Linked DNA regions of Mus musculus: regions 2, 3 and 4 are each linked to region 1. Evidence: chromatin loops called from intact Hi-C (ENCODE). Cell type or tissue: gastrocnemius. All regions are shown on one strand. Each heading gives the region's core, and the rest is flanking DNA. Links, peaks and the distances in the headings are about the cores only. Region 1 has its middle 9.8 kb from the start of Gstm6. Region 2 holds the start of Gstm1 (glutathione S-transferase, mu 1). Region 3 has its middle 19 kb from the start of Gstm4. Region 4 has its middle 10 kb from the start of Gstm4.

Region 1 (8,052 bases), core at 2,952-5,451:
TTCCTCCCTCCCTCTTTTATTCTCTATTAATATTTGTGTCTAGCTACTTAACTTATCACAGCTCCTTTTCCCTGTTATTTCATCTGTGCTTGTTAATGTTTAATACAGGTCAGCATAAAGGATTTTGATCTTACCAGATTAATAAACATTTCTCTTTGATGAACTCTTATCTTACAAACTTTGCCTTTTAATTAATCATTTATTTCACAGTGACCCACACATCTGCCTATGAGTGCTTACTTCTTAACTGCTGTAACAGGCAGCAGCTGAGACTTGGCGTAAGGACAATGCCCAGCAGGGCCATCCTCCAACATGTTCCAAGTTACAGGTAGGTTTCTCTCTGGTAAGCTCAAGTGGAGGCCTCTGATCAGACCTTCCCCCACGTCTAACTTGCACCCAGACCCTCACACATAGGCTGAGCTAAGTAAGGGGCAATGATGCACAGGATGACATCATTCCAGGTGACCTTGGGCCTGATTATGTCACCAATAGGATGCTATTGGCCTTGACAGATGCCACTCTGTCCTGTGTGCATGATGGGAACTGACCCTAGGCATTCCCCGAGACCCTGATGTATGGAGAAGGAACACAGCTCCTTCTCTAAGACCAGGGATGTTCTTGGCTGAGCTGATAATGGCCTCGTGTTAGAGCCTTGAAGACTCTGTGGCTTCTGATCCTGAAAATCCAGGTTTTGCCACTGTACAGGGCTATGGTTATCTGTCCCAAGGTCACTGTATGCTCAGATTATATTGTTCTTGAGACATTCTGTTTCCCTTTTGCAACATTGCTTCCTTAGCTTTTAGCTGACTACATCCCATTTCTCCACTGGAAATAGTATATAAGACGGCTATATGTCTTCATGACTTTCCTCGGCATAAGACAAAGCTTGTGCAAGACCTGCTAGCCCCAGCCTTACCTTCACTATTTCTATCTTTTCTATCTTTCTCATTTCCTGGCCACTTCCCACTTAGGACCCTGTCACTGAAGAACAACTAGCTGGTTTAGGTCCATTACCTTTAGAAGCTAGAGGCAGTCAGGAGGAGCCCAGAACAGCTTCAGCGCATGCTAGGATGCTGAGCAAGTAGCTTACCCTACACAGTCTCAGGTCCCTATCTGTTCATCATGACAGCTAATTCTATCCAGGTTGCCTTCGTGTGGCAATGATAAATCGACTCCGCAGATCTAGGAGGCTGAACATGGGTCCTGGCAGAAAGTCAGTGTTCAATAGATCAAAACTAGGGAAGCAACCTGGAAAGTAGGGCATCCAAGAGGAAGCAGGACCAGGGCATCACCTCAAAGCGGGCCACGAAGTCCATCGGGTTTGGGAAGGCGTCCAGGCACGTGGCCTCAAACATTCGATGCTGATCAAGGACATCATAGACGAGGAAGTCTGCAAAGGTGATCTGCAGGAAGTGAGGCTCAGTGAGGTGGGATCCGGATGCCTGGGAAGAATGGCAGCTCCTCCTGCCCACCTGCTACCCTCTCTACCTTGTCCCCTGCAAACCATGGCTGCTACCTAAGGAACTCAGAGCAGACCTTCAGCTGATCTGGGAGGCCCTATAAGAACTCTGGTTTTCACTTCTCCTAAGATAGAAAACAATTGTCACAACCCTTAGAACACACAGGTGTTCTAGAGAAAGGCTGGCCTCATAGCGTTGTGCAGAAGAGAAGCCTCCTTTCTATACGGTGCTTGCACCAGTACATAGGTTTCTATGTAATGTGTTCCTGTTGTAATAATCAGAGTCCTGCTTGGTAGCAGAGTTGACTCAGAGGTGGTGACTGGAAGTTAGATGAGAATGCCTGTCCCCGAACCTGTCACCGCTGACATCCAAGCCAGGAATACATTTGGGTTGCTCATAAGGTCTGCACTTGAAAATCCAGTGGAACAGGGGAAGCAAGGTAGTTAACAAGAGACACAATTATTCTTGAAGAATGACACAGAGCAGGGTCAATATTGAGCAGCATGAGCAAAGTTGAAACACGTTTGATGTCGGAAGGGACAAATATCCTCAGGCTGACCATGAACTGCCAATCAGGAAGAGACCCTGATAATTTCTTCTACCAGGGACTACGCTCTGAGAAAACTGTTAGGTGGATTTCTGAATATATTAGGCTTATTTTATTTTCTTCTGGTTTGAATCTGTGCACTCAGGGAGCAGGCAGATGGTATGTGACTAACAAGGCAAGATGGTCCACTGTGGTGGTCAAGTTCAAAGCTGCAAAGAATTCTGAGTACATGAATGTATTATATAGGAACCAAATGCCCAGTCACGGCTGCCACAACAATACCAAAGATTTCTAGGCATTGATATAAAGTATTTATTAATAAGAATTGGGTGTGTGTTGGCTGAATTGGGAAGCTTGAAGAATCAGAGCAATAAGTTCAGATACTAAACAGGACAAGTGTAGATAATAACACAAGCCTTTAACTCCTCCAGCAAACTTCTGTCTGCCCCACACAGTGAGGACTCACTAAATCAGGACTGTAGATCATGCTCATCTGCATGCCAGTGTTCATTGCCTGGTTCTCCAAAATCTACACACACATCCTCTCCTTCTCTATCTGCTCATCTGCAACACACACAGCACAGACTCACTCTCAGCATCCTGCCCCAGTCAAGCCAAGAGGGATGGCTTCTGTTCCTAACCCTGCAGCCAGCCTTAACCACACAGGTCATCCTTATAGGCAGTGGGATACAGGATGTCATTGCTCTGGGTGATCTTGTGTGACCCATCAATTAAGTAGGACAGCTGGATAGACAAGCAGGGATGGTCAGATGGGATATGGGGTCTCAGCATCCCTTCCCTGAGTGAGAGCAGACACGGGGCCTGGCACTCAGTGTGCCTGCCATGGGAAGCTCTCCATGGGCACAGTGTGCACTGAATGAGAGAGCTGGGACACAGCCCATCACAGAACACTGTGCAGCCAGCAGGGATGGAGCAGGAGAGCAGAAACACTGATCCTAAACCCTCAGCCAGACCAGGAGATGAGGTGAGATCACCGTGTCTTCCCCAAACCTCCCCTCCCCTGCACCTACATTGGGAAAATCCAGGCCCAGCTTGAAGTTTTCACTCAGCTGCTGGCTTCATTCATAACAGCAGCTGTGATAGATAAGATAATGTGAAAAGCTCTCCTCCGTACATCCTTCCCTTCCCTGGGATCCTCCCAAAATGTCAGGGCAAGTCCTCCTGAGGTATGGGAATCTGATCTGACTCATTCCATCTTACATCCCACAATTTTACACGAGAATACTCCTTCAAAGGCTGTAGGCCCTACCTGACTAGGGTACACACAAAACACAGGCAAGTGCTAAGCAAACCCTACATGACCACAGGTGGGGAGGGAGCCAGCGCTTCATTCCCAGGGTTATTTATTGAAAACCAAAGCTGCACCTGCACCGCCTTGGAACTCTCAGGAAGGGATAAGCTCTGGGTTCGCCTGAAGGAGATCCACAAAGCTAAGAAACAGAGAGATAGGTAGACGTTTCCTGGCACCAGTGGACAGAAGTTGGGGAGGAGTGTGACCAGAAGAATGTCATTACCGTCCCCCATGGCGTATCTCTTCTCTTCATAGCCTGTTTCTGTGTATTCCAGGAGCAGGCGGATGGCGTGACCCAGCTGTGAAAGATAACAGGTAACAAAAGTCACAGTAAGATCATAAACGCATGACTTCATCTCCTCTAGGGAAGCCTCCATCTCTATACCTAACAAGAAAATGGGGACAGTCAGAGGCCTGCTGACAGGAAGAGACGGGAGACTCTAGAACATGCTGAAGAGGAGCTATCTCCTGGAACCAGCCTAACTCTTCAGTGTGTGCCAATCTAGGGCTCTTCCCACTCAGCAGCCCTACCTTCTACTCACCTCACGGATATCCCAATAACCCAGAGACTTGGGCACGTTTTCTGCCCTAGCCTTGGAGACTGAGCAGACAGGCTTCATTCCGTCTGGATGATTTCACTTTCAGCCGCCAGTGCATAGGGGGCGCTGTCTGCCTGCATGCAGTTCCTGAGCCCTCCCTATCTCACTCCCAAATGAACCAACCCTCATGGCCTGAAGCCCAACTTATCCAGCCGGTGATGAGATCCAGTCCAAACTTTACCATCTTCTGGGGCAGGTCTGGGTATTCAGATACCAAAGGCAGTGATTGGCAGGCCTGCTCTAGTGGCTCTCTGCCTACAGCCCCTCCCCCTGCTGGGTTCTCAGGAAGTTGGCAGTGCCCCCTGGAGATGGGCCAGATAGGCAGAGAATGAAGTGGTTCTCCTTCCTTTCATTGCTGGGCTCACTTTTCACACCTAGACTGTGAGAATTTGTCATCCAAGGAGGCTCTCCCCTCAATACAAGGACCAAAAAGTTATGGCCCCTAACCTGAGAGCTTAATCCAGCACGCATCACTGCTTCTGGGACTCTTCTAGTCTGAAAGCTATCAAAACTTCATTGTCTGCACAGCCCAGGGTTATGGGAATATGAAGTGACATGGGAATGACCCCAGGACAGTGACAAACAGCAGAGCAAGCTGTCTCTGTGTTTCCTTTAGGGGATTTGGTTGGAGACTCATCCCTTTCATCATCAAGCCCATGGGCACATAAATCAGTCAGCGTTTTGGCCATGCTTGTGAGCTCAGTCCAAGACCCAGGCACAGAGGGCACAAGGACTTCAGGGTTTCCCAGCACCACTGACAGCGATTAGTCTGCGGTAGAAACCTCACACTCACCAGCACAATGGAGGATGCGCAGAGCTCACAGTCAGAGTTAGCTTGGGTGGTAAAGCATGTGCTCAAGGGCACAGACAGGGCTGGCGAGGTGGCTCAGCGGGTAAGAGCACTGACTGCTCTTCTGAAGGTCCTGAGTTCAAATCCCAGTAACCACATGGTGGCTCACAACCACCCACAATGAGACGCCCTCTTCTGGTGTGCCTGGAGTCAGCAACAGTGTACTTGTGTATGATAATAAATACATCTTTAAAAAAAAAAAGAAAAAGAAAGAAAAAGGAAAAAAAAAGAACACAGATCTCTCCCCTGCTTCCAAGGGCTACAGAATCCTGTTTAGAGGAGACATGGAGTATCTGCCTAGGTTCTAGGAAGCACAAGGCCTGTCCAGTTCCCTGGCATTAGCTATGTATGGCCCAGACTCCTGATGCATGCATGTCTAGGAATGAAAAAGGGTTTCAAATGCTCTACGTGACATTGTGGTACCTGGGACTGGAGGTTAAAACTCAAATACCATATCTTACCAATGTTACTCTAGAGCCAAGTTTCTGTTGTTTAGGTGTTTAGTGTTTGTCTTGCTGACTGCTCTGTTGCTGAGAAGAGATCCTGTGACCATGGCAACTCTTAAAAGAAAAAGCATTTGATTGGAGCTTCTCACAGTTTCAGCGGTTTCGTCTATTTATTCAGGGAGCAAGGCAGCACACAGGCAGACAGGGTAGCTGAGAATCCTACATCTGGATTGGAAGGCAGCAGGAAGAAAGTACCCCTGGGGCTGGCTTAGGCTCTTGAGACTTCAAGCTGACCCCCACTAAAACACATCCTTCAACAAGGCCATACTGAATCCTTTCAAAGAGTATCCGTCCCTGGTGACTAAGCAGTCAATTCTGTGAGCCTATGGAGGCTATTCTTATTTGAACCTCCACAGTATCACTGATAAATGAATTTTAAAACAAACTCAGCTGTAGGGGGTGGCGGTGCTGATGCTAAGGTCCTATTCCCCAATTGGTTCTTTTTTTTGTTTTTTTTTTTTTGTTGTTGTTGTTGTTGTTGTTTTGTTTTTCGAGACAGGGTTTCTCTGTGTAGCCCTGGCTGTCCTGGAACTCACTCTGTAGACTAGGCTGGCCTCGAACTCAGAAATCTGCCTGCCTCTGCCTCCCGAGTGCTGGGATTAAAGGCGTGCACCACCACACCCGGCCCCAATTGGTTCTTGATCTATCAGTAAAGAAAGCTGGGGCCAACTGCTGAGCAGAAGGAACAGGCAGAACTTCCGGGTCCCTGGAGGAGAGAGCAAGGAAGGAGAGGAAGAGTTTTTTTACCATGCTTTGGAGGGAGAAGAACCCGGCAGCCATGTGAGGTCTCTGGAGGAGCTGGAGCCTGTGGCCACTATTACAGGTGGGTGGTTAGGGATGTTTGGCAGGGGATAGGCGGAACTAGCCACTGACGTTTAGGGCAGGTGGGAGGAGCGGAGAAAAAAATATTAATAAGGGCACGCTTTTCCGGGTGGGAAATAGTAACACCCAGCAATTGTACAAGAAGGCAAGTGGAAAAGGAACAAAGTATGTGTGTGCCTCTTGTCTGAGGATTCAAGGGAAGCCCGGGGGGGGGGGGGGTGGTGGTAGCATGGTCACTTCCTGGAGCTAAAGGCAAGAAGAACGTAAAATTGCATACTTACACTCATGAAATGCTCTGTTGGTAACAACTTGCCAGGTGTTTTAGTTAGGGTTGCTCTTGCTGTGATAAAATACAATGACCAAAAGCAACTTGAGGAAGGTTTGCATCAGCTCTCAGGTCACACTTTATCATGGAGGGAAGTCAGCGCAGGAACTGCAAGCAGGAACCCGGAGGCAGGAATTGAAGCAGAAGCCTGACACAGAAACACTGCTTATTGTCTTGCTTGTCCTGGCTTTCTCAGTCTTCTTTCTTATACCACTCAGTGCTATCAGTGGATAGCACCCTCCTCCCCAGTGAGCTGGGTCCTCCCCCAGCAATCATGAAATAAATACCTTACAAATTTGCCTGATGGAGCCATTTTCTCACTTGGGTTCCTCTTCCCAAATAACTCTTACTTGTGTTAAGTTGGCAAAAACCTAACGAGCACATCAAACATGAGTTTGATTCCCTAGAACTGACTGAAAAGTAAGATATGGTAGGGTGCACCTATAATCCTAGTACTGGAGAGGTGGAGACAGGAGGCTTCCTGGATTGTCAGTCTAGCTGAACCAGTGAACTACAAATTCAGTGACAGACCATGTCTTAAAATTAAGGTGGAGAGTAATTGAAGAAGACACCAGATTTCACACACATGTAAATACGTGTGTGTGTGTGTGTGTGTGTGCGCGCGCGCGCGCGGCGCGCTCTGATACCTTCATCTCATTTGGCATTTGAATTTTAAGGAGAAGCAATCGCAATGTCTCCCTTTCTTAAAGAAAAAAAGGGAAAGCAGAAGACTGATTGTGACAATTCAGTTTGTCTTCAAATGGCTTCTCAGTCTGCTAAGGCCAGCCTAGCTGCCTGACACCAAGGACACTGTCCCTTGTACCAGTGTTCTGACTTAAAGTCAAAGGACCTTCTCTGAAGGTTCAAAACCAAGAGGTGGAGGCAGGCAACTGGCCTGTGGTTGACTTTGCATGTCTAAGGAACGTGACTGGCATCAGCAGTAGAGAACCCGGGGAATAGGGGCCTCTTCAAAGGACAGAATAACTCTTCCAGGGGAGGAAAGGACTGAGCCAGAAGAAAGAGGTTGGAACTTAAAACTGAAGTGAGTTTGCAAGTCAAAGGACAAGGCTGCCACGCTGCAGCCCTTGGGCAGGACTTCAGATTGTGACCCAGTGCTCAGTAAATGTTTGACACCACAAAGATGTAGTATAGGGAACAGGGGACAGGCAGAGACCATCTGAACACTCAAGTCAGAGAAGGTAGGTCTCTAAGAATGGAAGCACAGACTATGTCACAGGGGCTGGCTGAGTACACCACCTGTGGTAGAATCCACTGTGGCATTTGGATATGACTATCCTGCCAGTCTCAGGTTTCTGGGCTGTGTCCAAACTCAGAAAGTAACTTGAAACTTTAAAGAGAACTTCAGTGAAAGGTTGCCAAAAGCATGATAACAATAGAGTGTACACAGACACAAATTCACACACGCACAAACTCACACACATGAACACACATGCACACACACATTCATGCATGCTTGAATGAGCACACAAGCACACACAAACGTACCTACACACAAACGTACACACTCACTAACTCACACTTATGAACACAATACACACAGCACACAAACACATGCATGCATGCTCAAATGTACACACAAACACATAAACACACACACACAAATGCATACA
Region 2 (8,052 bases), core at 3,313-5,812, 64 kb after region 1:
GAACAGGATTCTAATCAGTCTCCTGACAGAGGAGTTAATTCTCTACCTGCTGCTCAGTGCATGCTCACTGCACCCTGGCTGAATACAGGGACCACTCCATGTGACTGGAGGTTGTACCATAAGCCATACAGCAAGCTGGAGAATACAGACAATTCCAGAGGGTGCGCAGAGGTCCACCACAGACAACACACACAAGCTAAGCTAAGGCACTGCTCTTTCTCCATCCACCCACCCCACAGTGGTGCCAACTCTTGCCGTTTGCCAGGACACCCAACCTGAACCAGGACCAGACTGATTAGACCAAGCTGAGAAAGGCTAGGGGTTTCAGTGGTGAGTGCTTGCCCAGTAAGCACAGGACCCTAGGGTTAGCCCTCAGCTCTGGGGAGAGAGGGGGAGAAGGAGGGAGGGGGAAAGAGAGAGAAAGAGAGGGAAGGAGGACTCAGCAGCCCTGGGGAATTTCACAAGTATCTCACAGACTGGCTTTCCACAGCTCTCTGAAGACTCAGTCCCAAGATGGCAGTGTTGTGCATGCCCCCTGAGGCCCAACATGAACCTCATCTAGAGGAGAATGCCAGAGAATAATAGTGAAGAAAAAACTTTGACCCCATTTCACAGACAGGCCCTGGGACATGAAAGAGGAGAAGAGTGTAGAGGAGGAAACAACTCACCAGCACACACTCACACCAGCACACACTCACACCAGCACACACTCGCACCAGCACACACTCAGGCTAAATTTCCCCTAACATGGAAGGCACTCACAAGTCTACTCAGTGAGGTGCCACCTTCAGCCCTGGGTTCTCAGTGCTCTACAGATCAGTTCTAGAGCCCTGGGCTCTCAGCACTCAAGTCTGGACTTTCTTCCATCTGGCTATGTTACATTAGCTCTGCCTCTTTCACTCCCCTAATGCCAAGACCCACACACTATCAACATGCACAGCCTTGCCAGGGATCCCAAACAGGAGAATGAGGTTGTGCAAGGGCCTGAAGCTTTTTCTTTTGACCCAAGGCAGGGGCAGTCACTGAATGCTGCCCCAGATCCCAGTGCAGCTGCAGGTGCAGAGACCTTGGGCACATGAGTACCCTCTGTAGTACCAGGCTCCTTATCTGTCCAATGGGACTCAGAATCGCATCAATCTTTTGGAATTTTGAAGGGATAAATATTGCCCAATATGCTTCTTTACAGAAGCTCAGAAAATCCTGGTTATTTTCCTAGTCTTGGGACTAGAAAGCATCATGGACCCGAGAAAGAAGACAACCCAAGGGGAAGCAGGATCAGGGCATCACCTCGAAGCGGGCCAGGAAGTCCCTCAGGTTTGGGAAGGCGTCCAGGCACTTGGGCTCAAACATACGGTACTGGTCAAGAATGTCATAAGCAAGGAAATCCACATAGGTGACCTGCAGGAAGCCAAGGGTGAGCGCTCTGGAATCTGACACCAGGGAAGGATGGCAACCCCTCCTCCCCACCCCTCCCTTTACCTTGTCCCCTGCAAACCATGGCCTCTTGCCCAGGAACTCAGAGTAGAGCTTCATTTTCTCAGGGATGGTCTTCAAGAACTCTGGCTTCTGCTTCTCCTGAGGCAGAGAACAGCTGGCTGTCACCACCTTTAGACTCAGGCTCCCCAGCAAAGGGTTTGGCAATGGAACAGCCACCTTTCCAAGAAAGGGCCAGGTCCTAGTCTAGGAGTCCATTTAACAGGTCACGATTTTACTAATGACAGAATTCATGCCAGAGGTGATGGACAGCCTGGCAGAAATTTCACACTGTCTCTGAAATCTGTCACCACTGAAGTCCAAACCAGGTGCTGTGAGTCACACCCAGAACCTCCTGAGTATCTAGCATGCTTTGGCCTCAGAGACCCAGCGGAACTACAGAAACAAAGGGCACAGAGACACCAGGAGAAGACAGTTATACTGGATCCACCGGGGAGCAGGAGAACAGATCAGATATTTGAAGGATGTGCTTCAGTTTTAATCAGTGATTAATACCGAAAGGAAAAGGACTCAAAGTTCCTCTGGCTGACCCTGAGCTGGCTACTAGGAAGATGTCCTGCTTTTCTATTGGTACCTAAGACAGACCTGTGGGGAAAGAACTGGGTAGATGTGTGAGACCAGTGTAGACATAACTTATTTACTTACTTGAGTCTGGAATACACAGACTCAAGCTATGAGGAGAAGAGATACACCATGGGCGATGGTAATGCCACCTTCCTGGTCAGACATCTGCTTCCTTATCACTTAGGGAGTATACTGGTGCCTGTTGGTGCATGGGGGTCCAATGTTGATGCCAAGTGTCTTTCTCAATCACTGTGCACCTTATTTCTGAGACAGGGTTTCTTAGTAAATCTAGAGCTCAAAGAACAACTAGCCTCAGTGGTCAGCAAAACCCAAGAAGCCCTCCTCTCCTCCCAGAGCACTATATTTATAAGACCAGGCTGCCACACTGGGTGTGTGTGTGTGTGGGGGGGTGTTATAGGGTGCTAAGAGTTCATATTGAAGCCTTCATGTTATGTAGCAAGCACTTTTACTCCACATCCCCTAATTTCATCCTGGGGGCTTTTGGTATAAACACTGGGTAAGACGGCACATTGGAAGAGACCAATGGACAGATTTAGCAGAGATTTACAGCTGTACTGAATAACTTAGATCAACTGTCCACCAGCAGAACCTTAACCATATCCTAAGACCAGCAGGGATAGTTTCACTGTGTTGATGTGATAGATCTCAGGGGTGACAAGGGTCATCCTGCTGGTAAGATCAGAAAGCTTAGAGAATCATTACCAAAGGAGGATGCTACAGATCTGAACGTGAGACTTTAACTCCTGCTGTGAACCCTGTCTGCCGCACCCACTGGCCACTCACAAAGTCAGGGTTGTAACAGAGCATGATGAGCTGCATGCGGGTGTCCATGACCTGGTTCTCCACAATGTCTGCACGGATCCTCTCCTCCTCTGTCTCTCCATCTGCAGCACACACAGTACACTAGGCATCCCAACCTTGCCAAGCCGAGGAGATTATCCCCCATCTCCCACCCTGTGGCCAGCCCCACTCACCCAGGTGGTGCTTTCGGGCAAGGTAGCGCAGGATGGCATTGCTCTGGGTGATCTTGTGTGATCCATCGATCAAGTAAGGCAGCTGGATGGACAAGCAGGGAGGGTCAGATGGGATATGGGGTACCTGAATCCTTTCTCTGGGTGAGAGAAGACACAGGGCCTGACAGTGTGCCTGCCATGGGAAGCCCTCCATGGGCACAGTGTGCACTGAATGAGAGAGCTGGGGCACAGCCCATCACAGAACACTGTGCAGCCAGCAGGGATGGAGCAGGAGAGCAGAAACACTGATCCTAAACCCTCAGCCAGGCCAGGAGATGAGGTGAGATCACCGTGTCTTCCCCAAACCTCTCCTCCCCTGCACCTACATTGGGAAAGTCCAGGCCCAGCTTGAACTTCTCATTCAGCCACTGGCTTCTGTCAAAGTCGGGAGCTGTAAACAAGAAGATGTGAAAAGGCATTACCCCACTGTCCCACCCTTCTACAGATTATCGACCAGTAGCAAGAACCCCTAAGGCAGGGCCTCTGCAACCTGTTACAGAGAGTTACTTTCCAATGTGGAGAAGGGTCTGAATAACAACTGATAATAAAGGCAGCCTGGACCCAATAAGACCCCAGTAGTGAATTCTGTCGAATTATAAATACAAATGGACCAAGGAACTCCATTCTCCATGATCTATATTGGAAAATCAAACTGCACTCTCAAAGAGGTTTCTGGAAGCAGCAGCCTCTATCTTTAGCTAGAGGGAGACCAGCAGGGCTAAATAACGGGAAATCTAGGCATAGTTTGATAGGTAAGAGGGAAGCAGGTGTCTGACCAGGAAGGTGGCATTACCGTCACCCATGGTGTATCTCTTCTCATCATAGCTTGAGTCTGTGTATTCCAGGAGCATGCGGATCGGGTGTGTCAGCTGGGAGAGATGACCAGAAGAGACAGAGGTCAGACATTGTGGGGACTTCTTTGTATGACTTCATCTTCACCCGTTGAGACCTCCCACACTGCACAAACGCCGTCACCCCGCACGTGCATGTGCACACCACACACATACGCGCGCGCGCACGCACACACACACAGCCACCCAAGTGCGTAAACTGAGCGCTGAGAGCTACAGGCAGGAGATTCCAGTGAGAGCTGAAGAGTACCCGCTGTAGGAAGGGCTCCTGCTCTTAAGAACTTTCTGCTTCACATCCCAGTCCCACCCTCCAAGTGGACCCCTCTCTCACTCCGCGGACGTTCCAGTATCCCAGTATCATAGGCATGGTGCTGGTGCTGTGGTCTTCTCAAACTGGCTTCAGCAGGACTGACCTGTGTGTTTGGAGTTGTGACTTTATACAGACTACTAGAGAAACGTGGGCAGGACAAAACAGCGGGTCCCTCCCAACCCTGCACCAATCCCAATTAGGCACTCCCCTTCCTAGGTCTGTAACCAGAGCAGCAGACCCTAAAGCGGAAGGCAGAGGCCACACCCTCTCCGGGAGAGGCGGGGTTAAGATCCTTAGCGGCCTCTGTCCCGGGATTCTGTTTTGCACACGCTGAAACAGAATCTGCTCTCCTGCTTCCCCCGAAACCCTCTTAGCGACTGCCGCCATCGCCGCCTGCTGGATGCTCCCTAGACTAGCTAGCACTTTGCCTGGAGTCTGGCCAGACAGCGAAAGAACATTGGGTGGGTGTTCTCCCGCCTTCCTTTCTTTTGCAGAGCTCGGTTTTCACACCCAGACTGTGGGAATCTGTCATTGGGGAGGCTCAACTCTCAGCTTAAAGACAAAAAGGCGAGAGCCCCCGACCTGAGAGTTTAATGTAGCACTTATCGTCATGGAAAGAACTCTGTCAGTCTGACAGGTACCGGATTTTTGCGCACACAGCCTCAAGTTACAGGAACAGTCGGTGACATGGAAACAACCCCAAGGCAGAGATAAACAGGGCTCCGTATTTTCCTTTAGGGGGTTTGAGAACTGTTATCAGTTATTAAAAAACTAATCTGTATTTTGGCCGTGTTTATGAATCTAAATTCAAGTACCAACCACAGAGGGGCCGGAAGTTTGAGGGAAGCCACAGCTGTGGACAACAGTCAGCTGACAAAACCCAGCAGAGCACAAGGGAGAAAAAGAGCCCACGCTGGGTTGTGCCATAGAGAGGGAGAGCATGTGACCCAAGAAGTTTGCTTTCAAGGGATACCAGGATGCTGTACACATGGGAGCCCAAAGCAAGACCCTCAGCTGTCCCTAAATGCAGGACCTGGCCCAGGCTCCGGACATGCGTTTGTATATGACAGGGTGGCTCAAATGACCTTTCAGGTTACCCTGAGATATATAGTAGTATATCCTTCACAAGTAGTATATGCCCTGTAGTATTACCTTCACAAGGTCAATGTCCTCCCAAGAACACTGTCCTACCTGTTTACTTTCTTTTTTGCAGACAACCAAGAGGCTTGATGGAAGGGGAGACTAAAATGAGTTTACAAGTCAAAGGCCAAGGCTGTTGCTCTGCAGGACGTACATTTTGGGATTAAATCATCCTTTACTGGGACTACGGGGTATGAAGGCAACATATCATGTCACCCACATAGGAGCTGTGCAGTGAGGTTGCAGGGGGCAAGCAGAGGCCATCTCATCCTAGGACATTAAAGAAACCACATGTTCTGCAGGTCTTGGTGAGGATGCACGAAAAGTGACCATGTCACTGGGGCTTTAGCAGCAGTTTGGTGGGAACTACAGGGACATATTTTGCAAGTATGAATGAGGCACTTCAGCAGATTGTCACACACTGTGGGAAGTAGAGAAGGAGGAGTGGAAGAAAGCAGAAGGAATCCATACTGTCTAGGACAAGGACTCAGAGGGCCTGGGAAGGGAGCCAGAGCCCTGGAGCCCTTCAGAGGACAGAATCTATCTGCAGACAGGGATAAGGGCTAGGACAGCAAGTTCTCAATGCAGGGTCCCCAGAGTCCGAGATCATTGTCCCTTTGAATGAGAAAGGTCCCTGAAAGGCAGCAGGGAACTGTGGGGACTGGAGACGTGGAGAGATCTGAAGCTAGGAGTCACAGCCAGTGCTGTCTTGGAGAATTTAATCCCAGCGTTGGTCACTGATCCTCTGGGTGTCTCTGTGCACTGTCACAAGTTCACAGTGCAGCCAGCCCTAGTGTCTTAAAAGGACACTGTACAGGAAAAAAATCTAAATGTGCTGGAGGAAATTTGGCTTATAACCTATAGAGTGACATCTGAGATGGATTCCGTAATTTCTTCCAGGCCAATGGGTGACATTCAACATGGTCCATGCAAAACCACAGAATTCTATAAATAATGGCTTTAAAAATTTTAAAACTCGGGGTGGGGGTGAAGAAGGGGCCGGCCTTCGAGTGACAGCGGCGCAAGATGTCAGCCACCACAGGCTCGGGAGTAAAAGTCCCTCAAAATTTCTGACTGTTAGAAGAATTGGAAGAAGGACAGAAAGGAGTAGGCGATGGCACAGTTAGCTGGGGTCTGGAGGACGACGAGGGCATGACACTTACAAGATGGACAGGCATGATAATTGGGCCTCCACGAACAATCTATGAAAACCGAATATACAGCCTTAAGATAGAGTGTGGGCCTAAGTACCCAGAGGCACCCCTGTCTGTAAAATTTGTAACAAGAGTCAATATGAGCGGCGTGAGCAGTTCGAATGGAGTGGTGGATCCGAGAGCCACGGCAGTGCTGGCAAAGTGGCAGAACTCCCACAGCATCAAAGTCATCCTGCAGGAACTGCGGCGCCTGATGATGCCAAAAGAGAACATGAAGCTGCCACAGCCACCGGAAGGACAGCGTTACAGCAATTAGTCACCAAGGCCCCGGCCTCCCCTCCCCATCCAACCCAAGTCTTCATTTTCCACAGTAGTGAATTTTCTAGATACATCTGTAGACCTCAAAGTACTGGAGAGGAAGCTCCACTCAGCCTTCATCCTGAGGCACTGTTCTGATACTAACTTCTCGTCCATTTGAAATACCTAAGTTGTGCTGTGTAACATCAACTGTCAAGTGTAACCGCTGTCTGCCTGGTTGAACGTCTGGGATCAAGAAGGTGTTGAAATCGGTTTCCTGTGGGAGCGGTGGGCACAGCTAACACAACTGTGAACAGACACGTCACACAATCACCTGCTGCTGGCCCTTGGCCTGAGTCTGCCTTTGCCCTCCCCGCCCTCTGCCACGGCTGTGTGGTGGCCCTTAGAATAGATGGGAAGGCTTCAAGTAGCAGTTGTGGGACTGACTACTGCTGGGCTTGGGGCGCTTTGGCTGCACCCCTGCTTTCTTCAGTCTTAAGTGATGCCCCATCCAAGCCATGGTCCCCACTCTTCCACTCCCACCCTTGGCCAAAGCTTAGATTGTAACCCTCCCCTCCCTCTGAAATTGGCCATGGGTGAGGAATTCGGGGCTTCCCGTGTCCCCACCTTTATCAAGGGGTACTGCTTTCCCCTCCTCAACTCCCCTGTTGCCCATCACCACCCAACACTTGCTGTGGCCAGAAGCCATCAGATGAGGTTGGAAGAGCCTGGCCTACCTCACTTAGCTCCGGACCACACTCACCTGCCACCAGCCTGGGAAGGGAATGCCAGGTCCTTAGCCCTGCTGCCACCATCTTTGCACTCAGGTCTAGAGGTAAACAGAGCAGTCACAGGGCGACTCGGACCGGCCAGCGATCAGGGTGGTGGTACACACCTTTAATCCCAGCACTCGGGAGGCAGAGGCAAGCGGATTTCTGAGTTCGAGGCCAGCCTGGTCTACAAAGTGAGTTCCAGGACAGCCAGGGCTACACAGAGAAACCTTGTCTCGAAAAACCAAGAGAGAGAGAGAGAGAGAGAGAGAGAGAGAGAGAGAGAGAGAGAGAGAGAGAGAGAAAATTCCCGAGACTGGAGAAATGGCCCAAGTGGCAGAGAGCTTGCTAGGCATTCATAAAGCCTTGCAGTCAATCCCAAGAACATCATTAACAAGGCTGGTGGCGCTCACCTGTAACCTTAACACTCAGGAGGCT
Region 3 (8,052 bases), core at 563-3,062, 110 kb after region 1:
AGAAATTAAAATCATGGCTGCTTCCCCTCGTGGGGTTCTAACTGTACCTGCCCACCAGAGAACTGCTCAACTTGTCTCAGCTCCTTCACATCCGCTACCGTCCAGATTTGTTGAGAATGAGAGATGACAAGGTGGCTTTGGCTCCCCTGCTGTGCTTGATTCTTGGCTAAAGTGTGGGCCACTCTCGGGCTTTGCTGAACCAGCAGATAAAGTCTTAGCCATTTTTATCTTCCAACATGAAACACAGAACATTCAGTCATTCAGACAACGAAACAAAGCACACATGAATTGACACATGAACGGATTGGTGCACCAGACATTAGACAACACAAAGAGGGCAGAGAACTTCTGCTGTAGGGACCAGAGAGAATAACACAGGGTGTCCCCCGATTTCTCTCTGTCTCTGGGAGAGTTTCAAAATCCAATTTCCTTTATTTTATTTTATTTTATTTTATTTTATTTTATTTTATTATTTTAAACCCCATTCCTCTCCCCTGATGCAGTCCTTGACTACAGACAACTGCCTGATTCAAAGTTTTTAGTCCCACACATGTTTCGCTGCCAAACCCTAAGTGGAATCAGTGCCGGGTCAGCACTGTTCCAACTTAGCCAGTATCCTATCGCACCTCCAGCAACACTTTAAAAAATGAAGTTTAAAACCAGCGCTAGCATAAATACCTGTTGCTCACTGTGCCCAATACGATCTTCTTTTTCTTCCCTTCTCTTGGAGCTCCACACAAGACAGCGGTCCCTCAGTGTTTTCCCGCCGTTTCCAGGCCCCTGGTTCGGGAGCCAATCTGTAGTAGGAGGCCAGCCCGTGACCTACATGAACTGAGTATTTCTGGAAGGCAGGCTGGGCCTTGATCAGAGAAACATTTGTCTTGGCTTCATTCTTTTCTCACCGTCTAGTCTCTCTCTCTTTCAGCCCCAGCCTGCCTTCCAGAAATACCCCGTTCATGTAGGCCTCGGGCTGTTCTCCTACTACAATTTATGTGTAGGTATGTGTATCTGTGTACATGCATGTTGGTACCTGCAGAGGTCAGAGGGGTGTCGTTAGATCCCATGGAGCCAGAACTGAAATCAGGTCCTCTGGAAGAACAGCAAATGCCCTTAGCCGCTGAGCCATCTCTCCAGCCCCTTCAGTCTGATTTTTAACACCACACAAGCCTGCTGACTTGAATTTGATCCCAAGAACCCACATAAAAATAAAAAGAGAAAACTGGCGTCCATAAAGTTGTCTTCTGGCTTCCATATATATTCTGTGGCATGTGCGTGCCCACCTGTACACAATATAATAAAAATTTGGTTTTTTTAAAGACTTCATTAAGATATTTAGATGAATACAGTTATAAAGCTGGATGCACACAAGTCCTAACTACAGTGATATGTATTTATACTTTTATGCTTCTTGATTTTATTTTATAAACACAATTGATCTGCTCACAATAGTTAAACCCACAAGACGGGTATTAGTGTTTATAGTTATGAGGGGCAGATGAAGTCCTGAGTGAATGTCTATTATTGACAAGGGTCCCAGCTCCTCAGACACATGGGAGCTGGGCAGACTTCCTGTCCATTTGCAAATGCTGATATCGTGTACAGGGAGCGTGGACTGCAACTTCCTCCTCTTAGATGTTTACAACCCCGGATTCCCTTCAGAAACCTGCCACTGGGGCTAGAGCTAACCACAGACCTACTGGGTCAACAAGTGAAACAGGAAAACATTGACAACCCAAAGTGACTAGACGTCCTGATCACCAGTCAACCCGGCTGCAAATTGAAGTAACTAGTATGCTTTAGAGATTTAAATCCCCACGAGGTTTCTTGAATTAACAATTCCTACAGTGACCCCTATTGTCCAAAATGTGCAACTACAAGGCAGTGGCCTTAAGGTTCTTTTAGCCCACTCTATGGAAGAACTGTCTTCAATCAGCAAACACCACACAGCCATATATTTTTCTTTAACAAAAGTCGCTTTCAGTTCCGTGAGCTATCACACCCAGAGCTATCTTCCCAAGGAACCCACCTTTTTCCTCATTCCTACAAAGATGGCATGGGTGAAGAACAGCCATGGGTTTGCACATAATACAAAGGCCCAGCAAGGTTCATGGGGACAGAATGTGACAGAGGAGAGGGGACAAGCCATACACCAAGATTCCCTGCAGTGGGGTCCCTGGGGATACGTTGATGTGAATATGCAAAACGTGGCCATCTGGGAACACCTCCAGCTGTACAGATACTCAACTTCTGACAAGCGACTGGACTGGAGTGGTGTGGGAACAGGAGCAGCTGGACCATCAGCCAATATAGGCTCACGTAGGAGGCTGTCTGCAGCTTCCACGCCCAGCCAGGTAGCAACCTCAGGCACAAGAGCCAGTAGTGGGGCAGCGGCGGCAGCAGCAGTTAGATAAATTTATGGTCAAGATAAATTGCATATATTTTATAACATATATATTGCATATATATAATTATCAAAGAATAAATTTAAAACATATTTTTTAAGAACCAGAGGTATCATTGATAACTCAGCTGAATCTGGAAGGCCTTGGGGACCCCAGGCCAAGGCCACCACAAGAATAAAACAAGTTGTTATCTAACAAGAGCCTCTCTTGGCCATTGCATCTGAAGGTCAAGTTTCCCTACAGGCAGCAGTGTCAGCCATGGAGGGAAAACCTTCCGAATGCACAAAGGCACTGAACTGTAGAGTAGCCTGTCTCTGATCAGGGCCACATTGATACAGAAAAAGAGGTAATGCAAGACTGACTCCTGCTTCTCAAAGCCATGGCTTCAACCTCCGGCTCCCCAAAGTGCTCCTGATTGACGTTTTTGCAAATGCTCTGCTTGGTATTTTGAGTCTTTATTGCACCTTGTTCAATCCTAGGTCAGACGGAGTCGGTTCCAGGATTGGCCATCTCTAGAGGCCCAGCTGAGGATGCGGCGTGTGAGGCCTCATCTCCAGGATGGGCATCATCTCCTTGCCAGTGTGGCAACGTCTAACAAACCCATCCAACCTGGGCCCTCTGCCAGCACTGCCAAGGCTCTGCTCCTCTTCTCTCCTCCCCATGTCTGTGTGCACAGGAGCCTCTGACTCCAAGCTCTGAGGGAAGAATCGCAAAGAGCAGCTAACTGCAGAAGAAGTGTCTCCTAGACCTTCTCAGGAGACAGGGTTGCCTGGTGACGAGATGGGCAGCAGAAGGCAGAGAGACCAGAGGGTAGCTCCAAGACCCACACATGACCCACACACACGATGGGAAAACCTCAAAGAAGAGACCAGAGAAGCAGCCTGGGAGAAGTGACTGCTGGGTAGCAGAGGCTCAAGATTTGGAGGACCAGGGAAACAGTTTGATGCAGTAGAAGAGTAAAGAAAGGAGGAAATTGTGTGTGTGTGTGTGTGTGTGTGTGTGTGTGTGTGTGTGTGTTCGGGTGTGTGTTCATGTGTGTGTTCGTGTGTGTGCACATGCGCGCCTGTGTGTATGTGAGACCTATTTATTGAAAAGTTATTCTAAATCAAGCAGTGGTGGAATGCACCTTTAATTCCTAGCACTAAGGAGACTGAAGCAGGAGGATCTCTGGGTTTGAGACCAGCCTGGTCTACGGATCAGCCAGGGATACACAGAGAAACCCTGCATAGAAAAACGGTTATGGGCTGGTGAGATGGCTCAGTGGGTAAGAGCACCCGACTGCTCTTCCGAAGGTCCAGAGTTCAAATCCCAGCAACCACATGGTGGCTCACAACCATCTGTAACAAGATCTGACTCCCTCTTCTGGTGTGTCTGAAGACAGCTACAGTGTACTTACATATAATAATAAATAAATCTTAAAAAAATGATAATATTTGAAATGAAAAAGAAAAAAAAAAAAGAAAAACGGTTATTCTGGTGGCATCCACAGACGAAGGAAGTGTCAAATTGATTAATAAAAGAAACAGAATAATATAAAATAATTTACCCTGGGTGACCCCTGGCAGAGAAACACAGAAGAAAATACAGCTTACCAAGCAGGACAGACAAGTCAGACTCTAGTGACAGACCAGTGGGTTGTGGGTTCTCCTGCTTTGTCACAACCTGTAAGCACCTCCCCACACCAGCTGAGCATCACTGCATCTCAACGTGAAACTCAGATGTTCCAAGTTAACGTCACCTGCAAAACTCCAGAGGTTTCTAGAACACTAGAGGTGGTACGCCACAGTGGCTCAGATTGGAATCTGGAGTCAAATGAGAATTGGAAAGCCTGGCTCTCACATCACAACACTGAGCAACCAGAAAATCCCTTAATCTGCAGATTAGACAATCCACCTGTGCTACCTCTGCCCACTGCTGGTTTCATTACTCAGAAGAGAAGGCTGTGCACCTTGCCTGGGCAGCAGAGTAATGCTGTCCCTAGACAGAGAGGGACAGCTAGCCCTGAGGACAGAGCAAGAGAGAGCTAGCCCTGCCACTCATCTGCCGTGAGGTAGATGTCCTCCACTCACTCACCCCCTCACTACCTGCAGCAGTTGATATAACTGGCCCCGGGATCATGAGAGTATGTAAGCTGGCCCTACCTCTTGCCTGCTGCAGCACTCATGAGATGGAGCCCTGCACCTCACCTGACCAGCACAATAGATCTGGCTCTGGTGGAGGGGGCTCAGATGAGCTAGCCCAGGGGGTGAGAGTGTGGGAGAGCTGGCCCCACCACTCATCAGCCTTGTAGTGGTGTGGTGTGGTGGTGGTGGTGGGGTGATGCCCTCCCCGCTTCACCTGCAGTAGTCCAGAGAGCTCGTCCTGGGTCATAAGAGTTGAGAGAGCTAGCTAGCCCTGTCCCCTCACTGGCTATAGCACTCAGGAGAGTGAGTCCTGCACTTTGCCTAGGCAACACAGTGGAGCTGGTTCTATGGTGAAGGCATTGGCTGAGCTAGCCCTGGGGGTGTGAGAGCAGGAGAACTGGCCCAGCCCCTCCCAGGCTGCAGCACTTGGGAGAGTGAGCCCCTGCACCTTGACGGGACAGCACAGTGGAGCTGGCTTTGGAGATGTGGGCATGTCTGATCTGGTTCCAAGGGCATGAGAGCAAAAGAGCTGATCCTGCCTCCTGCAGACGGAGGCACGAGGTGGCCTAGCTGGAGCAGTGCTGGACAGCTTGTCCCGGTGTGCAGATAAGGGAGAGCTGGTCTGCCATCCAGACCCAAATCCAGGGCTCTAAGTTGGCCTACCCCAAATCTGTATCATCTGCAAATGGTTGGGATTTGTGATGGGGCCGGTCCTGCTGATCCAGGGCTGCAGGATCTCCATGACCCAGGGCAACAACAGGAAAACTGGGAGGAGTCGCAGGGAGGATACAGTATTGATGATGTCACAGAAGCCAGAGACCTCGAACCAGACCAATGACTCATTGTATTGAACATTCACAAGGGAAGACGTGAGAACAGAGGGATATACTGTGGGGCACTATAGATTCCACAATGAGTGTGTGTGTGCACACGCAGTGGGAGAAGATTGCAAGGGCGAAGGGTAGATATGAGGGGACAGGGAGATGAGCAGGACTGAGCAGGGTACATGTCGTGAACCTCACAAGGAATCAATAAAAAGTTTTTAAAAATCCAAAGCCAAGAAAGAGAGAGAGAGAGAGAGAGAGAGATCCACCTGTGAACTGTGGCTAATAAAAGAGATCCTATCGAGTGAGCTGTGAGGATCTGAAAATGAAACAATCCAGGAAAAGAACATGATAAATAGAATGTTGGCTGGCTGGTGTGGGCTGGGAGCGCTGAGCCCTGGGAGGGGACAGTGTGCCTGAGTCTCCACTGTCACTCCCAAAGCATCTCCTAAGACCCACGATCACGGGGGCTCCCCCAGGGTGCTCAGGGCCACCGCTGCGGTGACAGTAGGAACAGAGAAGGAGGAGATCCTGGGAGCTAAGAGACACTGGGAGCCTGCCTTCAAAAGTGTGCCCTTCCGTGTTGATGTCCTTGGCCTTCACTGCTGCCGAGGGCTATGATGGAGTCTGTGGCCCATGCAGCAGCAGAGGGCCATGGTGACATCCATGCTCTCTACTGCCACTGGAGACCATGCTGAGGTCCGTGGTATGTGCTGACACCTAGACCATGTGAATGTCTATGGCCCACGTTGTCACCAGAAACCACGTGGAAGTCTGTGATCCATGCTGACTGCAAAGGGCAAGGAAACTACTTTTGATGATTGCAGACTCATGGTTGAGAAAGACAGACACGGAAGGTTTCTGTGACAACCCCTGTCCCCACTCTACTCCACCAAAACAAAACAAAACAAAACACCATCACCAACAACAAAAGAGTAACAGTCTAGGCAGAAAGCCATTGAAAAGGAACTCAAAGATAAGCACCTAGCAGTGGTGGCTCACGCCTTTAATCCTAGCACTTGGGAGGCAGAGGCAGGTAAATTTCTGAGTTCAGAGGCCAGCCTGGTCTACAGAGTAAGTTCCAGGACAGTCAGAGCTATACAGAGAAACCCTGTCAAAAAAAAAAAAACAAAAAAAAACAAAAAAAAAATAAAAATAAAAATTGAAAAATTAAAAAATAAATCATGATGTGAGGGGCTGGAGAGAGGCTCAGTGGTTAAGAGCATTTGAAAGACTCCAAGAGGAGCCCCTCGCTCAGGCCTCAGGACAATAGCGGACACCCAAGAACTCACGATAGACTGAGCTTGTTGCAAACCACATGAGGCTTTATTCGGGGAAAGCCAGAGCTCTGGGGACGACTCATATCCCACGCAGGGGTAGAGGAGTCGACCTCAAGAGGAAAGAGGTCCCAGTTTTTATAGGCCCTCAGGGGGGAAAGGAGAAGGGGGGTGTAGGGGATTTCCAGATCTAAACAATGTCTATTCTCAAGAAATGGGTATGGGAGGGGTACAAGGAAAGAGTCTGGTGCAGGTGTAGCAACTCAGGATTGGCCAGGCTGTGGTTGCTGGGGAGATTTTCTGACTCTTTCTCAGCAACCAATATCTGGTCAAAACATTGGCAGACACACAGGTTCAAGGAGTGGCCAGAGCATTGTGCACCTCTATTTTTCTAAATCAGTGAAGCTAGTTCTGCTAACACTGACGTCTATCTTGCCAATTTCAGGGCTTCTGTGTCCTTTTACATTCTGTCAGGATCTTTCACATTGACTGCTCTTCCAGAGGTCCTGAGTTCAAATCCCAGCAACCACATGGTGGCTTATGACCATCTGTAATAAGAGCTGATGCCCTCTTCTGGTGTGTCTGAAGACAGCTACAGTACTTACATATAATAAATAAATACATAAATTCATAAATAAATACATAAATCTTTTAAAAAGAAAAATCGTGATAAGGATGTTAAAGTGTGGCTCTCCACAGTTGATGGCTTCTGCAGGGGTGGGGTGGGGAAGTTTTCTTTATGGGGATGGCTACTGGGAGTGTGACACTGCTGCTGCTGCTGCTGTTCCTCCTCCTCCTCCTCCTCCTCCTCCTCCTCCTCCTCCTCACCTCCCCTCCCGCTCCCCTGACCTCTCCCCTTCCTTTTTCTTCTTTTTGGGAGGGACCACAAGTATGGGGGAGAGGGGTGCTGGAACGACTGGGAAGTGAGTGTGATCAGGGTGCATGAAATGAAATTTCCAAATAATAATAAAAATATTATGTTGAAAAAAAGAGTGCCCTTAGTGGAGGCCCCGGAGTTAGAGAAGTTGGTACCTTGCCTTTGAGGAGGATATTAGGACCCTGTGTGATGCCTCCTGGTCTCCAGGAGGTAAAGGGACCTTCTCCATCACATGCTCCCTCTACTGAGTGCTGTGCTGTCACCAGTCCATAGCGAAAGGAGCAAGTGGACACGGATGCAGGCCTCTGAATGTGAGCCAAGATAAACTTCTCCTTCTTTTAAGTTACCCCAGGTTTCTGCCCCAGTGACAACGTTAACACACTCTGACACACTGTCACTTATTAACATGAGCTCTCAGAAAAAGTTATGGACTCTGAGCTTTCGTTCTCTTGCCTAGAGAGATTTGGACTTGTCCCCACCTCTCAGCATGCATGCTCTCAATCTTTTGTCAGACTGTGCCAGCCAATCATGACACTATGGCTACTTATA
Region 4 (8,052 bases), core at 5,084-7,583, 100 kb after region 1:
AATTCAACCACTCTCATGATTAAATAACTCAAAAAATAAATACAGAAGTTTTTGATTATGTTTATACCCACATGTCAACTAGACACGTCCACATAATAAAAAGCTTACATCATAATTGGCTGTAGAAACTGGGAATTTTTCTTCTCAAAGAGCATGCATATCTGTGTTCCATGTGCTTGATGCCCAAGAAGGTCAAGAGGGGGCACTGGATGCCCTGGAGTTACAGGCAGTTCTAAGGTGCCATGTGGGTGCTAGAAATCCAACCTGGCTCCCCTGCAAGAGCAGCCACTGCTCTTAACCACTAACCCATTCCTGCAGCCCCTTACTCAAAGACCACAAACAAAACAAACAATGTTAGTTAGCTCTCACAGTTCCTGCTCAACGCAGCACCAGAGCTGTGGCACAGCAATCAGGCAAGCAAAAGAGATAATGACACCCACAGGGCAAAGAAAAGAAAATGTACCTTGATTTACAAATTTACTCATAGAAAACCTCGGTGTATGCTTCAGTGGTAGAGCACCTTCCTAGCACCTGCAAAGCCCAGAGTTCAATCCCTAGTACCAATAAAAACAAATAATTAAGGACGGGAGAAGTTATTCACTGGTTAAGAGCACATACTAGTCTTACATATAACCCAAGTTTGGTTGCCAGCACCTATACCGGATGGCTCACAAGTGCTTACAATCCCAGCCCTACAAGATCCAATACCCTCTCCTGGCTTCCTGCACTCACATACATATAACCACAGACAAGTGCACATAATTTTTAAATTAGATACTATTTTGAACCAGTTAAAAGCACTGCCCTTCCCAAGAACCCGAGTTCAATTCCCAGCACCCACATCAAGTGACTCACAACCATTTTCTTCTTTCTTTTCAATGTGGCTGCCTTTAAAGTCTGGCCCCAGAGGGATCTGACACCTCTGGCCTCTTAGATACCTGCACTCATGTGCAGACACCCACACAGAGACACAAAGGCATATAATTAACTGTAAGTACCATTTGTGAAAGAGCTAACCTTCCTCATTCCCCGTAAAAAAACGAAGCTGAAACCTTCGACCATCAATAAAAGTCAAGTCACACCGGGTTTGAGGTTGAAATTTGAGACCTGATTCTATAAAACCCTTAGAAGAAAACAATGGTCTAAGCAAGACTTCTTGGAGATGGTACCAGACACACAGACAGCAAAAGTAAAAATAGAGGCCAAGAGGGTGACACCAAGCTACAAAACTTCTACGAGGTACAGGAAGCGACCAACAGAGTAGGGAAAACATCTGTGAATCTCATACCCAATGAGAGGTTGATACCGCAAATAAACCAAGAACACCCACCACTCAGCAGAAAAACATGCTTTAAAGCCTTGAACTATATACATTTAAAATATAATTGATTTATTGGCCATGCTAAATAAAGTAAGTTTTAAAAATCATCAGTTAGTGATAAGTTTTCTAAACAAGCATAAAACCATTCCCCATTCTGCACACATAACTGGGTCTCTCTGTAATTACTGCAATCAGTGCAATTATAACTGTCCAGCCTATTTATTTTCTTTAATTAGAGTAACCAATCTTTTTTTCATTTTCTCTAGACACAAAATAATCCAAGAGGAAAAAAAAAGTTTTCTAAACTTTTGAGCTATTTTTAAATTTTTTAGCTTATTTTGGAGACAGTGTCTTAGTTATTCCAAGCTGCCCTCAAACTTCTTATGTAGCCTGGATGACCTTGAACTCCTGACCCTTCAGACCGAATCTCCTGAATGCTGGGCTCACAGTACTGCACCACAACACTTAGTTTATGTGGTAGTGGGAATCAAACCCAGGGCATGCAGGGCAAACACTCTACCAACTGAACTACATGTCCAACCCCTTTAAATTTATTTTTAACTAATACATAAAAATTACACATATAATAGGTATCACATTATTTTTGATAAGCTTATACATCATGTACTGTTTAAATCATGTTAAATATATTTCACACTTAATTATTTCTTTATAGTTAAAAACATCCGGACCCTTTCCTTCCAGCTTTCTGAAGAACACATGGCATTATTTGTAGTCATCTTCCTGTCCCATAACACACCAAGGGTTTATTTTAACCATAACTTGGTACTTGAGCGATCTTTCTACAAGCATGTGTCTCACGTTACTCAAACCTTCTGTAAAGCTAAAACAAACACACATGTGTTAGCATCTCTAAAAGTTACTGCATTTTAAGAAATAAGGACAGAGTAAAATTTATTAAAATTTTAAAAACAAACTGACAACAACAACAAACAATGGGTTTGGCTTTCCCCACCTCCCCAATTCCTAAAACCTAGTTTCATTTGTCTGGAATCAGGAGGCCCTGTCCAGTTCTGAATGGTGATGGCTTTGCCTTTGACTGACTCACACACAGGCAAGTCACAGACAGCCATTCATTTGACTTGCCCCTCTAGCTCTTCCCACTGAAACTGCCCCTTCTGACACATGTTTCTCCCCAGAGACAGCAAATTCTTGTGTCTACCTAATAACTTGTAATCCTAAAAGGCAGGCTCTTAAATGCTGTAATCTTACCTGTTGAAATCCCAAGAGATTAAAATTTCTAACCTGAAAAAAAAATCACAACCTCAAAAGATTAAAATCCCAGATGCTGAAATCCCGAAAGCTTAAGACAGGCAGCCAGCCAGCCTGAGCGGGGAGAATCAGCGCGGTCTGGGGTTTGTATACTGTTCACATCTTGCTAGGTGGAAAAAAAACCTAAGAATGTGGTGAAGCACTTTCAGGGCTTGCCTAGAAGGTGTTTCCCGAGAAGATTAGTGTGGGAGTTTGAGTGGACTATTCAGGGAAGATAACGCCTCAGTGTGGTACTGTTACCGGATCTTAGGGTCAGAGCCTGGGATCTGGCAGTCCCAACAAGGTAGGCTGAGCCATCTGTTCCCAACACACCAATTAAAGAGACAAGTGATATTGAAAAGCGTAGAAAGAAGAGTTATTCAACACCATCACGTTGGAAAGAAGAACAAATAATGAGGCCAGGTGACACTCGAGTTGGTCTTTGGGGTACCAATGTAGGAAGTTGATCCCACCCAGCACTCACAATTTCTTGGCTCTGATCTGTCCTGCCTGGAGGTCTGACAAGTGTCAGACTGTGTGAAATCTCATCATGGTAAGCAAGTTCCTTCTTTGGTTGGCACAAAGACTTCAGCCTTTCCCTTCCTCCATCATGGGATTAATGGGAAATTTTTAACTTCTTGAAGCTCATTATTTCAATGGTGTGGTAGTACAGACGTGTCTCTCTTTTGAATAGCCTTTCCCACCAGCACCATCCAGTATGCCCAGCTAAAAAGAACAAACACAGAAAGCTAACTTATCTCTGAAAGTGGAGACCAAGCCTGTTGCCACTGCCTTGGATACCAGCCCTCCAGAATCCCTGGCCTTTGGAGTCCAGCACCTGTGCCAGTGAAAGACCCACAACGTGAGGACTCCCCCACGTTCTGACTCAGGAGAGGCGACACCCCAAAATCACCCACAAGAAACGATCTTGCTGCAAACTGCAAGAGGATTTTTATTCAAGAGCACTCTCGAGCCCACGGTCATACACCACGCAGGGGTAGAGGACCGCAGTGCCCCGAGTAGCTGGATAAGGGAGTATTTAAAGGAAGAAACCACAACTCAAGGAGGTGGGAAGGGCGTTGTTGGAAAATACCAAAAATACCAGTTAAGAGTCACAAGGAAGAGCAAAGTCACAAGTGTCACAAGGAATACCTGGTAATTGTTAACTCTCAAGACAGTTTCTAAGAGCCCCTAACAGTAGCACATTTGCATTGCAGGTTCCGGTAATGGTCAGGTGACTTTCTTTGAATGAATACTCCTTGAACCCAGGAAGTGGGTGGGTGGAGGGATGTCGATATCTGTTTTATGACCAGCACACCTAGGAGCACTGAGTCACAAAGGCCACATTCCCAAGCCTGGGCCTAAAGGCCTAGAATTTTGTTTTTACGTTTACTCTTTCACCAGCATTTTTCAGATCCTTGTGCTTGCTTGCTTGCTTGCTTGCTTGCTTGCTTGCTTGCTTCCTTCCTTCCTTCCTTCTTCCCTCCCTCCCTCACTCACTCCCTCTCTTCCTCCCTTTCTTCCTTCCTTTCTTTCTCTCTCTTTCTTTCTTTCTCTTCCTTCCTTCCTTCCTTCCTTCCTTTCTGTCTTCCTTCCTTTCTTTCTCAGCTTTCTTCTTTCTTTCTCTCACTCTCTCTTTCCTTCTTTCTTTCGTTTTTTCTTTTTTAGCTAGGGTCTCTTCACCTACTTGTCAGCACTAGTTTTTACAATTTGCTAAGCCATATAGTTCAGGTTTGCATTCTATTGAATCCTGGAAATATAGATTCTACAAAGACATCCAGAGTTCATTCACGGCAAGCTTTCCCATTTTGTTTGCAAATTTTACTCTATGGAAATTCAGTTCCACCACAGTGACTTACTGAGCACTGCCCATGCATGTGAAAATGCTGAAACTTCCCGGTAAGTGAGGGCATGTTCTTTTTCACACATCTGCATTTGTGGAAGATGAAGTTTTTAAGGATTCCACCCCTTTGATCGAGTGCCTGTGCTGTGGGCTGTGGTGACTTGCAGAGGCTTTTTGTCTTGTTACAGATGGGCAGTGGCAGAGAGAAACGCACTGCCGCACATGGTTGAAGAAGCTGTACCACTAAGCCGCGGCCCAGAACCCAAGCTCTGGTTTCTCTTTCTTTTTTGTTTGTTTATTCTTTGTTACTTTTTTTTTTTCAAGACAGAGTTTCTCTATAGCCCTGGCTGTCCTAGAACTCACTTTGTAGACCAGGCTGGCCTCGAACTCAGAAATCCACCTGCTTCTGCCTCCTGAGTGCTGGGATTAAAGGCGTGCGCCACCATGTGTTTGTTTATTCTTAGTTGAGGTTTTGTTTGGTTTTTGTTGTTGTTGTTTTCTTTTCTTTAGTCCTGGCTGTCCTGGAACTCACTGGGTAGACCAGACTGGCCTCAAACTAAGAGATCTGTTGCTGCCTCTGCCTCATGAATGTGGGACTAAAGGCGTGCACTGTCTTTTTCCTTTTCTATTTTATTATCCAAAGAGGAATATGTATGAAGGAATCTTTACAGGGGTATGGGCAACTAACACCACTGAAGAAAATATCTCAAAATATCTCTTCCTCCCGCCAGCAACCATTAACTGTACTGAAAGCCTCAAGGTGGGAGGGAAAATTCTAATTAAAGTCAAAGACTACCATTGACCTGATAGCCTTCTGAGGCTCAGTGTGTAATGGGGGACTCCCTTTATTAACAGAGTTTTTCCTTCTCTGACCTTGTCTGGGGAATTCTACGCCCCAGACTCTCCTCTACCTGAGGAATGTCATGGAGCCTCAATTACTTTATAGGATCAATTTCCCTTCTCCTGACAAAAGGTGTTTAGCCAGCATCTGAGATTCCTGAAATGCTTCCCCACGCTAAAGAGGCATTCCAGGTCCCCTAAGCCCCCAGTGACCTTTGCCCATCCTGGATGTCCCTACTATCAGTCCCCAAAAACTTCATAAGCCTTGAATCACCCTAAGTAAAGTTGATCTGCCTACCGTCGAGGGGTCCCGGTGTGGTCGTTTACCATCTGTATTCACAGGGCTTCCGGACCCTCTGTTCAGCTTTTCCACTCCCTCTCCCTTGTGGTCCCAAATGGCCAATGATCCACAAGGGTAGGGAGTCCCACAAAGGTGGTTCGCTCCTGTGTGTTTTGAGACAGGGTCTTATTATGCAGCCACAGGCTGGCCTCAAACTTCAGAGCACCCTGCCTCTTCCCCCACTCCCGGTGTTGGGATTGTTGGGACGGCAGGTATGCAGGGCCATCATTGTTTTAGATCAAGCAACAAAAGGCTTGGGTTAGAACTTCCAAGACAACTCACCTGGTAAACCCTATAGCATCATTGAATATGGAGAGCTGTTCTTTTCTGCATAACAGAAAAGTTGGTACAACTCCAAAGCCAAAATTATCTTGAGTTACTCTAGCCTTATTAGTACTCAGCCTGTTGTTGCTTACCTCTGTGTATGGTGTAATATTCCTATTATGGGAACTCCAAACTGCTTAATGAAATAAACTTTAAGGACAAACCAATTCTAGTAACGCCTGTCTGTTATGGCTTGGATGAGAAACGTCTCCCAACGTGCGTAAGCACTTGGTTCTGGTTTGCGAAGGTGAAGTATTGTAGAGGAAGCACATCACCAGGGATGAGTTTTATGGCTTTGTTTTTTATTTGTTTGTTTTGTTTAGGTTTTTAAGACTTTTATTTTTGTTTGTTTTGATTTTTTGAGATAGGGTTTCTCTGTATAGCCCTGACTATCCTGGAACTCACTCTAGAGACCAGGCTGTCCTCAAGTTCATAAGAGATGCATGTGCCTCTGCCTCCAGAGTGATGGAATTAAAGTCATGTACCACCACTGCCCAACAGCTTTGAGGTTTTATAACCCAGCCCTACCTCCTGTGTTGTAGTTCCCCCCACCCCCATTGTCTCCCACCACCCTAATTCCAGACTGCCTTTCAGGGCATATTGGTTCTACCCACTCAAGAATTGTAAGTAAAAAATAAAAGCTTTCTTCCTAAAGCTACTCCGATCGGGGTGTTTTATCACAGCAATAAAAAAGTGAAGCATCCTCTTGGCCCACTGATGCTCTCCCCATCCCCTCCGCTAACCTACACAGGTTAACCTCACCTTAAACCCCAACATGTGGGAAGAGAGGCAAACAGAACTCTGTGGGTTCCAGACCAGCCAGGGCCACACGGTGAGGATGCTCCTCAGAAACAAAAGCAAAGTGATCACGTTGTCATTAACACTTCTATTTACCTCATCCCTCCTTCTTAACAAATTCAATCCAAAAATAATATCAAAGCTTGTCATAGAATCCCTGATCTACACTTGTGGTTCTTCCTGGAATTACTTTTTGAGTCTTCCACCTGTGAGCCCTGCTCTATTCTGCTTGCTGATTCGATTTACCCAGGTTGCCATTCAGCATTTATATGGACAATATTTCCCCACTTCATAAATCCTGGTACCAACCTCTGCCTCAAAGACCACGGAAAAGAGGGGAGGTGTGGTGGCTAGATTGAAAATGGTCCCGGTAGGCTCATGTATTTGAATACTTGTCTCCTGCACTCCGTGGCAGTATCTGGGAAGGTTACAGTCTGGGTAGGAGGTGGAGCCTTGCTGGAAGGAATCAGTCAGTCATAGGAGCAGGTTTTGTGTTTAGAGCCTTGCCTGACTTAACAGCTACAAAAGAAGCACCCCCCCCCCACGACCCTACTACACCTCAATAGTCAACTTGAGGAAGCCAGAGACTTGAATTCAGTGACCAGGTTCCCTTGGTCCCTTCTCTACTTTCCTTTTCCTATAAAGCCATTCCTCTATTTCTTTTTTATAGAAACAACAAAAAGGCTGGAGACATCAGACCACAGACCCTGTAGCTCCCTCCTCTTTGTCTCAGAAGTGAGGCCAGGCCTCCTCAGCCACTGCATAGGCAGACATTCTGTATCCCTCACTCTAAACAAACAACTCGGTATCCCCTGTACACACACACACACACACACACACACACACACACCTGCCACCTTGAAACAGGTTTGATTTATGGCTGTACTCTTCAACCCTAGGGAAAATTCTAAAATAAGGCATTTTTATCTCTTACTCTGTCTCTCTCTCTCCTCTCTAGTCCTCCTGTTGTTGTCTTACTCTTTTTCTTCTCCTCCTCATCCTTCTTCTTAAGATGTATTTATTTATTTAATATATGTGAGTGCCCTGTCTGCATACACCATAAGAGGGCATCAGATCTCATTACAGATGGTTGTGAGCCACCATGTGGTTGCTGGAAATTGAACTCAGGACCACTGGAAGAGCAGCCAGTACTCTTAACTTCTGAGCCATCTCTCCAGCCCCACTTTCTCTTTCTTGAGAAAGGTTTCAAAGGGGAGCTTCTTGAATTAGTTACTTTTTGTTGCTATAATCAAATACCATGACCAAAAGGCAACTTGTGGATGAACGAGTTTATTTTCGGCATTTGGTTGTGGA

The links. Peaks named below come from ENCODE experiments on the same cell type or tissue, not always from the same donor. Only the 100,000 strongest peaks of a DNase experiment are listed, where the experiment ranks them.
Region 2: a loop joins it to region 1, with 6 times the contacts of the local background. A loop is called at or near these places in 18 of 42 quality-filtered maps.
Region 3: a loop joins it to region 1, with 5 times the contacts of the local background. A loop is called at or near these places in 18 of 42 quality-filtered maps.
Region 4: a loop joins it to region 1, with 3 times the contacts of the local background. A loop is called at or near these places in 18 of 42 quality-filtered maps.

What each region holds. Positions count from the first base shown.
Region 1 is chr3:107,949,505-107,957,556 of GRCm38, forward strand. It overlaps a transcript of Gstm6 not described here. Among named protein-coding and RNA genes, the nearest start is that of Gstm6, 9.8 kb to the left of the region's middle. In gastrocnemius, for the core only: a CTCF peak has its summit at 3,991; a DNase peak (open chromatin) is centred at 4,109; H3K27ac peaks cover 473 bases.
Region 2 is chr3:108,013,466-108,021,517 of GRCm38, forward strand. It overlaps Gstm1 (glutathione S-transferase, mu 1), which reads right to left and starts at 4,508. Exons shown (of 8, transcript NM_010358.5): 1 at 4,275-4,508; 2 at 3,886-3,961; 3 at 3,419-3,483; 4 at 3,054-3,135; 5 at 2,863-2,963; 6 at 1,480-1,575; 7 at 1,288-1,398. The coding sequence starts at 4,310. It also overlaps the pseudogene Gm12502. In gastrocnemius, for the core only: a CTCF peak has its summit at 4,651; DNase peaks (open chromatin) are centred at 4,113 and 4,603; H3K4me3 peaks cover 1,987 bases; H3K27ac peaks cover 2,500 bases.
Region 3 is chr3:108,059,842-108,067,893 of GRCm38, forward strand. No RefSeq gene overlaps it. Among named protein-coding and RNA genes, the nearest start is that of Gstm4, 19 kb to the left of the region's middle. In gastrocnemius, for the core only: a CTCF peak has its summit at 1,879; DNase peaks (open chromatin) are centred at 1,830 and 3,017; H3K4me3 peaks cover 263 bases.
Region 4 is chr3:108,051,306-108,059,357 of GRCm38, forward strand. No RefSeq gene overlaps it. Among named protein-coding and RNA genes, the nearest start is that of Gstm4, 10 kb to the left of the region's middle. In gastrocnemius, for the core only: no CTCF peak of the experiment used is centred there; no DNase peak of the experiment used is centred there.